Regions from separate parts of the Homo sapiens genome. Here region 2 is linked to region 1. A link is a contact called in ENCODE Hi-C or POLR2A ChIA-PET data. All regions are on one chromosome and are shown on one strand. Each heading gives the region's core, a stretch centred on a gene start or an enhancer-like site at or near the end of the contact. The rest is flanking DNA. Distances are from core to core; before and after follow the strand shown.

What was found. A loop is a pair of places that touch in the nucleus more often than their neighbours do. ChIA-PET counts read pairs that join two places held with the same protein, here RNA polymerase II (POLR2A). Pooled maps may share reads with other maps.
Region 2: a pooled map shows a loop between it and region 1 (2.3-fold over the local background). The contact joins the enhancer-like site here to the promoter of GGCX in region 1. A Hi-C loop is called at or near these places in 1 of 50 pooled maps. POLR2A ChIA-PET finds 5 or more read pairs at or near these places in 3 of 52 experiments (Caco-2, GM12878 and WTC11).

What each region holds. Positions count from the first base shown.
Region 1 is chr2:85,557,834-85,563,236 of GRCh38, forward strand. It overlaps GGCX (gamma-glutamyl carboxylase), which reads right to left and starts at 3,660. Exons shown (of 15, transcript NM_000821.7): 1 at 3,553-3,660; 2 at 2,982-3,152; 3 at 1,084-1,242; 4 at 607-772. The coding sequence starts at 3,595. RefSeq lists an enhancer at 3,634-3,863.
Region 2 is chr2:85,746,159-85,751,577 of GRCh38, forward strand. No RefSeq gene overlaps it. Among named protein-coding and RNA genes, the nearest start is that of ATOH8, 5.1 kb to the right of the region's middle. RefSeq lists a silencer at 4,502-4,722. Within about 2 kb of position 3,238, at least 9 of the 41 ENCODE cell types and tissues checked have a DNase peak (open chromatin) inside an H3K27ac peak, as active enhancers do.

The DNA.
Region 1 (5,403 bases), core at 2,410-4,909:
ATTGACACCTATTTTATTACTTTTCACTCAACATATAAAGAATCCTTAAGGTCAACTGCCCCACCACCTTATCTCCAAATCCCTTCTCCACCTCCCCTTAGAGACAGTCACCTAAGCCAGAAATGGGGAAGGGTTACCTCCTCCGAGAACAGCAATGCTGAGCAGCCCTGGTGGGCCCTCTTCTCCTGACATGATCTCTGCCTCACAGCAACTTCTACTTTTGGCTCTAACTCTGCCCTTCTGGACTCACACAGAGAAAGTCTGCTCCCTCTTCTACATAACCACCCTTAAAGTATCTGAAAACAGCCATGTCTGGCTTTAGTATTCTGTTTTTCTCTCTAAGAGGGTTACAAGAGGTGAATAAATCAAGGCACCTGGGGAGATAGGGAAAGACTGAAGGGGTGGGATGGAGCCATTTTGCTTTGTGTCATCCCAAGCGCTCCAACTAGTTGGCCCTTTCCCCTCCCAAATCCACCTAGATCAAAGTGACCTTGTAACCATACTTTGCAAACATGACTGAAAAATTCCAGAACCTCACTGGGCCCCTATCTCTGATAACCATCCTGACCCAGCCAACCCCTCCCCTTTGTCCCCCCTGACTCATACCAGTAGTGGTTTGCATCCATGAATGTTAGCTGAAAGGCCAACAACCCATACAGATAGGAGTGGTTGTTCCATGATGTCTTGTCCAGGAGAAACACATACCAGTATGGCAGCAGGAATAACACACAGCTTATCCGGTAGCACAGGCCCAGCATCATGCCCAGTGCCCCTGGGATTTGTAGGGAGAGGATTAAGAGGTCAAGAGATCACCACAGGCCCAGTTTCCCTGGACCAGGATATGGTTGGAATTAAGAAAAATCAAGCATTGTATAATCACATAAAACTAAATGAAAATTAAATGTTATTTTAATATTTTAAAAAGAATTATGGGATCACAGCTTAAGTGACACACAGGTCAACAGCATGAAATTGATCACAGCAGAAGTGAAATAAGGTGCCAAAGACTTTGACCATTCACCAGCATGCTTCTATTTCTGTGTTTCTGGCAGGCCAGTCAATATTTCCCACAGTTCCCCTCACCCAGAAACATGATGGTGTAGACAAGATACATCCAGTCAAGTGGCAGTGGGCGTAGGGCATCCAGCAAGGGGAAGCGGCACACATCCAGCCCATCAAGGTATTTCCGGTCCAGAGAGCTGAGCCCCCGCTCCTGGGGAATGTCTAGCACCATCAAGAACCCTAAGAAGGCAATAGGGGAGTTGGTCATTGGGCCTCAGCTAAGGAAGCAGTAGAATACAGTGGAACACAGTTGACAGTGTGCAGCTCCAGGGTCAGACTTCTTTTCTAATCTTGGCTCTGCCATTTATTCAGTATTAATTATTGAGTGCCTACTCTGCACAGTACTACATCTGTTGTGCCATCTAGAACAGCCCCTGCAGCTCGGTTAACCAATTCCCCATTTGTGAGAAGGGGAATACATCACAGGACTACAGAGAGGATTAAATTACAGAAATGCACAAAATGCTATAAAAACTGTTAGGGTCTTGACAGCTATAAAGATCCATCCTATTGAGCTTCAGAAAGTGCTCTGGGAGGCCAGGCACGGTGGCTCACGCCTGTAATCCCAGCACTTTAGGAGGCTGAGGTGGGCAGATCACCTGAGGTTGGGAGTTCGAAACCAGCCTGACCAACATGGAAAAACCCCGTCTCTACTTAAAATACAAAAAAATTAGCCAGGTGTGGTGGCGCATGCCTGTAATCCCAGCTACTCGGGAAGCTGAAGCAGGAGAATCACTTGAACCTGGGAGGCGGAGGTTGCAGTGAGCCGAGATCACACCATTGCACTCCAGCCTGGGCAACAAGATCGAAACTCCGTCTCAAAAAAAGAAAGAAAGAAAGAAAGAAAGTGCTCTGGGAGTGCTTCTCAACCTTTTCTGCTTCCTGGCACACTCCAAAAACAGTTGCATTTCGTCAACACCCTGGGAATAAACAGAAGAGGCTACTCAGATCAGGAAGCCAGCTTGAGATAAAGCAGGGTTTCTCAACTTCAGGACTAGTCACATTTTGGGCTGGTTAATTATTTATTGAGGGGATTATCCAATGCACTACAGGACATTTAGGAGCACTCCCTGACCTCTATAGAGATGCCAGCAGCCACCTATTCTTCCTCCCCCAAGTTGTGACAACTAAAAATGTCTCTAAACATTGCCAAATGTCTCCCAGGGAGCAAAACTCCCTCCAGTTGAGAACTACTGGGCTAAGGGGACTAATATCTCTGCACATCTGTAAACCATTCCAAGCACACCATGCTGCGGCCTCAGTTAAGAAGCTCTTGATTAGGGAGTCACAGCCAAAAGGTATGGTCCCTGTGGCCCCCTGCTCTGTTTCTCTGAGTCTTCTGGGCAACTTCATGCCACAAGCAAAATGGGTCACTGCTGCCTCGCCTCTACATATCATATAGCATTTCTAGCTGGGTACGGTGGCTCACACCTGTAATCCCAGCACTTTGGGAGGCCGAGGCAGGCGGATCACCTGAGGTCAGGAGTTTGAGACCAGCCTGGCCAACATGGTGAAACCCCGTCTCTACTAAAAACACACATACAAAAAAAATAAAAAATTAGCCGGGTGTGGTGGTGGGCGCCTGTAATCCCAGCTACTCGGGAGACTGAGGGAGGAGAATCGCTTTAACCCGGGTGGCGGAGGTTACAGTGAGCCGAGATAGCGCCATTGCACTCCAGCTTGGGCAACAAGAGCGAAAGTCCGTCTAAGGAAAAAAAAAAAAGCATTTCTGGCCACCAAGTAAATCCTAACTGTAGGAGACAAAGCAGGTTTAATCCTAAACTTCGCAAAGACCTCTTCTTTTATACCAATGTCTTCAGCTCTGAGGAAAAGGGAGCTAAGTCTACTTGCAACCAAAAAATAGAGATTGTCATTCTCCACTCTCAACCAAATTGCTCCCACCCATAAACTGGACTCACCAAAAAGAAAACGAAAGACAGCTAAGCTTGCAGGGTCCGTTGGTCGATTCAGCAGGGTCACCAGCCTCCGCCAACTGGACAAATCTGTCCACTCAAAACCCAAGAGTTTCCCTATTCGGCTGTCCTGCCTGGGCCCTGAGATCAGTTCAGCCTTGTCTTTCTGTACTTTATCTGCAATCAATAAATGGAGAAAATATGTGTGCGGGGGTGGGCTCCACCTCAAATCAAAGAAATCACTGCACCAACAGCTCAGAGCTTCCGCCCACCCGGGTCGGCTCAATGAGGTTGCCTCAATGATCTGACTATAGGAAACATCCCTGCAGTGCAGCCCCCTCTCCACGATCCCCTAATGTCCCAGAACCCCTCAGACTACAGTCCCCTAACCGCAGTGTTCCCGAATGTCATCATCATTCAGAAGCCGCAGGCTGCAAATGTCTCACAGCACGCCCCCTTCCCCACAGAGGACCCCCCCCCCGCCTCACCGGGAGACACTGGGCGTCCTCCCGCCCCCGCCCCTCTGAGACCAGCGCTCCTAGGAACTCTCCGCCGGAGGGCGGGGTCCTAAGCCTACCTGAGCTGGGCGAGGTCCGCGCGGACCCGGCAGACACCGCCATTGCTCTGCGGAGGAGGCAGGTGGGTCACAGCTGCCGCGTCTGAACGGAGGCCGCCAGGAGAATTTGCTTCCCTAGGCTCCGCCTCCCGACGCGTCAGCGGCTGTGCGGCCGGCCGCAAAGCGCCAGCACTGTCGTAAATACTACCCACGACCGGCGGCGCCGGATTCCTTGCTTGGCGGCAGGGGGCGGAACAAGGAGCCTTGGAGCGGGGCAAAGGTACCCCTTAGTGCCGTTGATCTCCAGGGGCATTGTTAGACTCGCCTGTTATGCCTTCCGAGGGGGCCTCTGCTTTTTAAACACTGAAAAGAGTCTGAGTTCCCCAACTTCCTTGGGTCCTCCCCGACCCCATTAGTCCTCTCCGTCCCTGCGTCCCTGCGGTGCTCTCTGGTGTGAGGGATCGGGCGCAAAGGGCAAACTTTTTGTCAGAGTGACGCCGAGTTGAGGACGCGCCTGGAAATGTTGCCTGGGTTTTGAGCCATTGCACGACCCCTTCACTTTCTTTTCCAGGACCTGCAAAGAACCGAGGTTTCAAAGCAGTAGGGGCCGGGCACTGCTCTCGCTTGTAATCCCAACAGTTTGGAAGGCCAATGCGGGAGGATCGATAAAGAAAAAAAAAAAAGGCAACAACAAAAAAAGAAAAAACACTAAAAAAAAAGTTAGCTGTGTGTCGTGGCGCGCTCCTGTGGTTTCAGCTACTCGGGAGGCTGAGGTGGGAGGTTCGCTTGAGCCCAGTAGTTCGAGGCTGCAGGGAGCTGTGATCGCACCACTGCACTCCAGCCTGGGGGACACAGTGAGACCCCGTCTCAAAAAAAAAAAAAAAAAAAAACAAGCCGGGTGCGGCAGCAAGCCTGTAATCCCAGCACTTTGAGAGGCCAAGGCGGGCGGATCACTTGAAGTCAGGAGTTAAAGACCAGCCTGGCCAACATGGTGAAACCCCGTCTGTACTAAAAATACAAAAATAATCCGGGCATGGTGGCGTGCGCCTGTAATCCCAGCTACTCGGGAGGCTGAGGCAGGAGAATCGCTTGAACCTAGGAGGCGGAGGTTGCAGTGAGCCAAGATCGCGCTACTGCACTCCAGCCTGGGCGACAGAGTGAGACTCCGTCTCAAAAAACAAAAAACGAAAAAGAAAGAGAAAGAAAAGAAAAGGCGGGAAGAAAAGAAAGAAAGAAAATTAAAAGCAGCCAGGGAAACAGGAACAACATAACTGAAGAGGGGATACAGAGCAAGGGCAGTGAGTAGAGTGTGGCCCATCAGGGAAGGTTCTCAGAGGTGAGTCTGGAGCAGAATTAAATACCTAAATCTCTCCACTGGGATTAGCCAGCAGGAAAAGAAGAAGGCATCCCAGAGAAGCGGTTCTCAAACAGTTGGGTCTTGGGAACCATTTACAGTGTTAGAAATTATAGAAGACCCTAAAAGCTTTGTTTATGTGGATTATATCTTTCAATATTTGCCGTATTAGAAATTTTTTTGGCCGGGCGCGGTGGCTCACGCCTGTAATCCCAGCACTTTGGGAGGACGAGGCGAGTGGATCACGAGGTCAGGAGATCGAGACCATCCTGGCTAACACGGTGAAACCCCGTCTCTACTAAAAATACAAAAAATTATCCGGGCGTGGTGGCAGGCGCCTGCAGTCCCAGCTACTCGAGAGGCTGAGGCAGGAGAATGGCGTGAACCCAGGAGGTAGAGCTTGCAGTGAGCCGAGATCGCACCACTGCCCTCCAGCCTGGGCGACAGAGCAAGACGCCGTCCTGAAAAAAAAAATTTTTTTTTTTGAGGCCAGGCGCGGTGGCTCACGCCTGTAATTC
Region 2 (5,419 bases), core at 1,988-4,487, 190 kb after region 1:
TGAATAATATTGTTTTGCAGAAACAGAATCTCACAGGGCACAGGAGAGGAGCAGAGCACCAGCAGGGGACCCTAACCTTCTTCCTGCATCCATCAGAGCCTTCAGAATGAAGAATCTGGGGGACAGGAGGATGTCAGGGGGAGGGAAGAGGAGCAAGAGAAGGCAGGGACAAGTCAGATGCCAGGCAGAGGAAGCCGAGAGCCTGGAGACTTGGCTGCTCCAAGGCAGCGCACTTATCCTCTTGGGGCCGACCATGTTTCTTCCTTAGGCAGGGCTCCTTGAGGCTGAAATCATCCCTAACAGACCCTCAACGGTCAGGACAGTGTCATGTCACCTGCCAGTGGGAACCTCACTGGGCTCTGCCCACACCCAAGCACTGCTCCTACCTGCCACTTCCTGTCTCCTTCAAGTGGGGACACAGAACAAGCACACTGCACAAGTAAAGCATAGAGCATGTCATAAGGTGAAATGGCTGGTGGCTCCAGCTGGAAACGGGTGGTAAGGGGAGGCCTCAGTGACCAAGTGACATAATGGCAAAGGTTTGGAGGAGGAGAGGAAGCAAGCCATAGGCATTTCTCAGGGAGGTGGTCTGCCCGGCCAAATCCCACCATCTTTCCAGCCTGGTTTAAATGCCTCTTCTTCCAGGAAGTCCCCCAGAGCTGTTTGGCTACACTCTGAATTCCTACAGCTTTTTCCTTAGTGTCTATCACTTCGTACTGGTTCAGACTTGCATTATCTTTCCTACTGGACTCGGAGTTCCTTGAGGTGGGCACTGTGTCTCCTCTTACTAGAATGTCAGCTCCACAGGGTAGAGGTTTTGCTCTATTCACTGCTGCATAACCCCAGGCTTAGCAGGTGCTCTACAGAGGGTAGCGAAGGCTTATGGTGGATAAAGGAAGGGATGAGGATGGTCTCTTTGCAGGACGTGAGCTCTTGATGGCAGAAACCTCACCAAACTTATCTTTCTTCTTTTTTTTTTTTTTTTTTTTGAGATGGAGTCTCGCTCTGTCACCCAGGCTGGAGGACAATGACGTGATCTTGGCTCACTGCAACCTCCGCCTCCCAGGTTCAAGCGATTCTCCTGCCTCAGACTTCCAAGTAGCTGGGATTATAAGTGTGTGCCACCACAACTGGCTAACTTTTTGTATTTTTGGTAGAGACAGGGTTTCGCCATGTTGGCCAGGCTGGTCTCAGACTCCTGGCCTCAAGGGATCTACCTGCCTCAGCCTCTCAAAGTGCTGTGATTACAGGAGTGCGCCACCGTGCCCAGTCACCAAACTTATCTTTCTAACCAGCCCCATTACAGTGCCCGGCTCAGCTCGAGTTCTGTCCAGTGTAAGAATGACTGTTGACTTGAATCCATTGCTCCCAACTCAATTGATCAGGTTGGGGAACCCAATGCCAGAGAAAAGATTGTGGATTCAAGACAACCACAAGTTCTTGGCAGTCAGGGCAGCTGTGCCTTTGACATGACCAACTCTGTCTCTGGATCCACTGTTTTTTTCTGGTCAAAGCAGCTGACTAAATAGCTGAGCAGGTCTTGGTCCAAACAGAGGAGTGGACCTTCATTCACTCAGTAAGTACTTATTGAGTGTCTACTGTGTACTAGGGATTGTTCTAGCGGCTGGGATATAGCAGTAAACAAGGCAGGCAAAAATCCCTGACCTCATGGAACTGACCTTCTAGTGTATGGGAGACAGAAACCAAGCAACCAGTGATATCTATAGTATGGCAGATGATGGTAAATGCCATTGAAAATAAAGCAAGGAAGAGGTAGATAATACTGAAGGGGAAGGGTACAAACTTCATAGAGTGTGATTAGGGACAGCCTCACTGAGAAGGGGACATAGAAACACCAGAAAGGGGTGAGGAAGTGAACCCTGAGGCTACCCGAGCTAAGGGCATTTCAGGCACAGTAAACAGCCAATGCAAAGGCCCTGAGGTGGGAGCCTGCTGGGTAGGTTCAAGGAATGGCAGGGAGCCCTGTGTGGTGAGAGCAGAGTATATGGGCTAGGGCGGGGGATGAGGTTAGAGAGGAAATGGGGGACCAGATGTCAACTTTTGCTCCTACTCGAATGTTTCAGTTCTCTATTTCTGTATAAGAAACCACCCCAAAATGTAGTGGCTTAACACAACCATTTAATATTCTTTCTCATGTTTCTGTTAGTTGACTGGGTTCAGCCGGGTGGTTCTTTAGTGGGTTCCCCCATGGGGCTGCAGCCAGCTAGAGGCTGGGGCTGGAGGCACCCATAAGGTTCTGCTGAGAGCCTTCTTCACTCATATGTCTGGCACTGTGTTGCTTTCTATGTGGCCTCTCTCTTCAGCAGAACCCACCGGGGTTTCTCACTTAGCAACTAAAGGCTTCCAACTGGCCGGAAGCCTAAACAGCCAGTCTCCATAAAGCACAGCAGCACTTCTGCAGGGCTCCATTAGCCAGAGCAGTCACAGGCCAGCCCAGGTTCCCAGCAATGGAGGGACAGACTCCACCTCTCCATGCATGCAGGGAGGGAAGGAATTCATAGCAGCCACGAACATCCGAGCAAAAGAATTCAAGCGGAGGTTTTAAGCAGAGAAATGACATATGTCCTGCTTTAACAGGACACCTGGCCAATGGTGTGGAGATATGTCATGCCAGCCTCCTCCTGTTTTTTGTTGACAACCCTCGTGACCTTTTTCCCTCCCCACTCTCCCTTTCCACTCTGACCAAGAGTCAGGACTAAACCCTACCCCCTGGGCACTGCCCTCTGCACATGTGTTAAGAAGGTACACAGAGCATGTGCTGAGATGGTGCACACAGCGGGTCTCAGGGAGAGAGTGCCCTTATCTGGCATCTGCCCAGCCCCAAAGACTCGGTTTTCCATAATTGGGATGGCCACTTGAATAGAGGAAGGTAGAAGGAAGATTGCAGGAGAGTCTGAAAGAGCTTCCTGCCTGGATGCCTCATCACTGTCCTCTGGATCCAATGTCCTGCTGGTTAATGGTGGCAGTGCTAGCACTGTGAATGGGAGGCGGGGAGGAACTCTGGATTCTTCTTATTCCCCTGGTTGGCCCTTTCTGGAGCTGCTGTGAGTACCACCCCAGGGGGGCACCATTCATGCTGTGTCTGTTTCCACTAGGAGAGTTTCCTCATGGCAGTCTAGTTTCCACTCTTCCTCCCTTTCTCTAACGGGTGCCACACCTACTTTGGAACAATCTGAACAGCCATAAATAGGGACTCCAGATTCAGGAATGCAGAGCTTCATGTAGCAAGCATCCAAGGTTCCATCCTATCCGGCCAAGAAGCAGCTAATCACTGGCCTGCAGGGCTGTCCTGTCTGCACTCGGGTGGTGTGTGCACCAAGGAACTGCTGGGCAGATTCCACTTGCAAGGAGGGAGGGCTCCAGTGCCTGGATACCAAGATCTGGGCTCTATATGCCCTTGCCATCTGACCCTGACTAGAAGGAGCTAGAAGTGCACTGTGCTGGACCAAGGGAGGCCAGTGGCTCCAGCTGAGAGGTTGACAGCAAGAAGCCCACCAGGCTGGCAGCACAGCAGGAAGAGCTGGCTTACACAGGCCAGCCCTATAGGTGGCCCAGTTATCACCTCCCAGATGCTAGTCACTGAGCTCTCAGGAGGCAGCGGACACAGTGGTTCAGAGCTTGGGTTTTGGGGTCAGTTGGCCTGGGTTCAAATCCCATGACTGTTCTTTTTTTTTTTTTTTTTTTGAGACGGAGTCTCGCTCTGTTGCCCAAGCTGGGGTGCAGTGGCGTGATCTCGGCTCACTGCAAGCTCCGCCTCCTGGGTTCACGCCATTCTCCTGCCTCAGCCTCCCGAGTAGCTGGGACTACAGGCGCCCGCCACCATGCCCGGCTAATTTTTTTGTATTTTTAGCAGAGACGGGGTTTCATTGTGTTAGCCAGGATGGTCTCGATCTCCTGACCTTGTGAACCACCAGCCTCGGCCTCCCAAAGTGTTGGGATTACAGGCGTGAGCCACCGCACCCAGTGACTGTTCTTTCTGTTGGCAAGATTATTTTTTTCCCCACTAAGAGCCTTAGTCTTCTTATCTGTAGAGTGGGTTTACTTCCCTGGGTGATGATAAGGATTAGTGAGATAGAGTTTGTATGCACTCCTTGCATGGCAGTATTAAAGAATTAACGATTGCCTGACTTTCTAATATCTGTTCCCAGTGGCCTGACCCCTAAGCTCTTGCTTTGCCTTCCCTTTTTATCTTTATTCCTTTTCCCTAGACCAGCCATCCAAAGGGGTATGGAATCTTCCAGTGACAACATCCCTCGATCCCAGGGTCACCTCAAATGGTTAATTCAGTGGGCGATGTTTTTAATGAAGGGCATAGGGTGTCGTCTGCATTGTACCATCCAAAGGTGTGAGTAGGGCCAAATGGAGCCTTGGGAGACTTTTTATCCTGGAAAGTCTATGAATTCATGAAATCCACATTACTGTCATTACAGGGCCACCACAATGGGCAAAAGTTCCTCATGGGGAGACCGCAGTGTTGTGTGCAGTCCCAATAGTGTGATACCACCAGGGGGTGCTGCCCAGCTGGTCTCTGCCCCAATTCTCAGCAAGGCTGAGGAAGGCAGAAGTGAGAGCCCTTGGAAGACAGGTTTGACCCCTAGGCTGGTGGGGCGTGGGCAGCCAGCCTGGACCTGGAAGGTCTGCAACCTGGCAGGCTGACAATGGCAATAGCAGGGACTCCACATCAATCGGCCTCTTTACAATTTGTCGCCTGTTCCCACACACACCATTCCATCTCAAGACTCAAGAGATGATGCCCAGATAGTGAACAGAGGCTCAGAGAAGTCAGGGAGCTGCTCAAGGTCACACACCTGGTACGTGACAAGGTGAAGATCCCTCTGGGCTTGCCTGTTGCCAACTCTGGGGCCCTGGCATTTGGCCAGCGGGAGAGGCAGCATGTTGAGGAGAAAGAGCCTGTCTGGAAGCCTGTAGCCCGGCTTGGAGCCCTGCTCTACCTCCACCCTGCATGGCTGATCATTCCTATCCAATCCCTTCGCCTCCTCCTGCCCCATGGGATCTCGGTGACCTTCTCCTCTATTTGGGGGGAAGTTGGCACGGGGCTTAGGATCAGTATGAGTGGATCCTTTGGTATTCAGCCAAGATGTGATTTTCCCAGACACAGCTTGGCCTCTTTAAGGACAAAATTCAGTCCTGCTAGAGACTTCTCACACAACCTCACCAGCCACGGGCACCCCAGTCTTCAGCTACACCCAAGTCTGGGATGCAAGGGGGCCTTAGCAGCTGGCTGACCCAGGATGCCCAAGGTCACCATTCCCTAGACTCTAGGCATCATGCCACATGCTGCACATGCTGCGTCTTTGAGTCCTTGCAGCCGTGTGAGGCACGGTATCATTACTCCCGTTTTACAGAGGAAGCTACTGAAGCTCAGAGAGTACCTGAG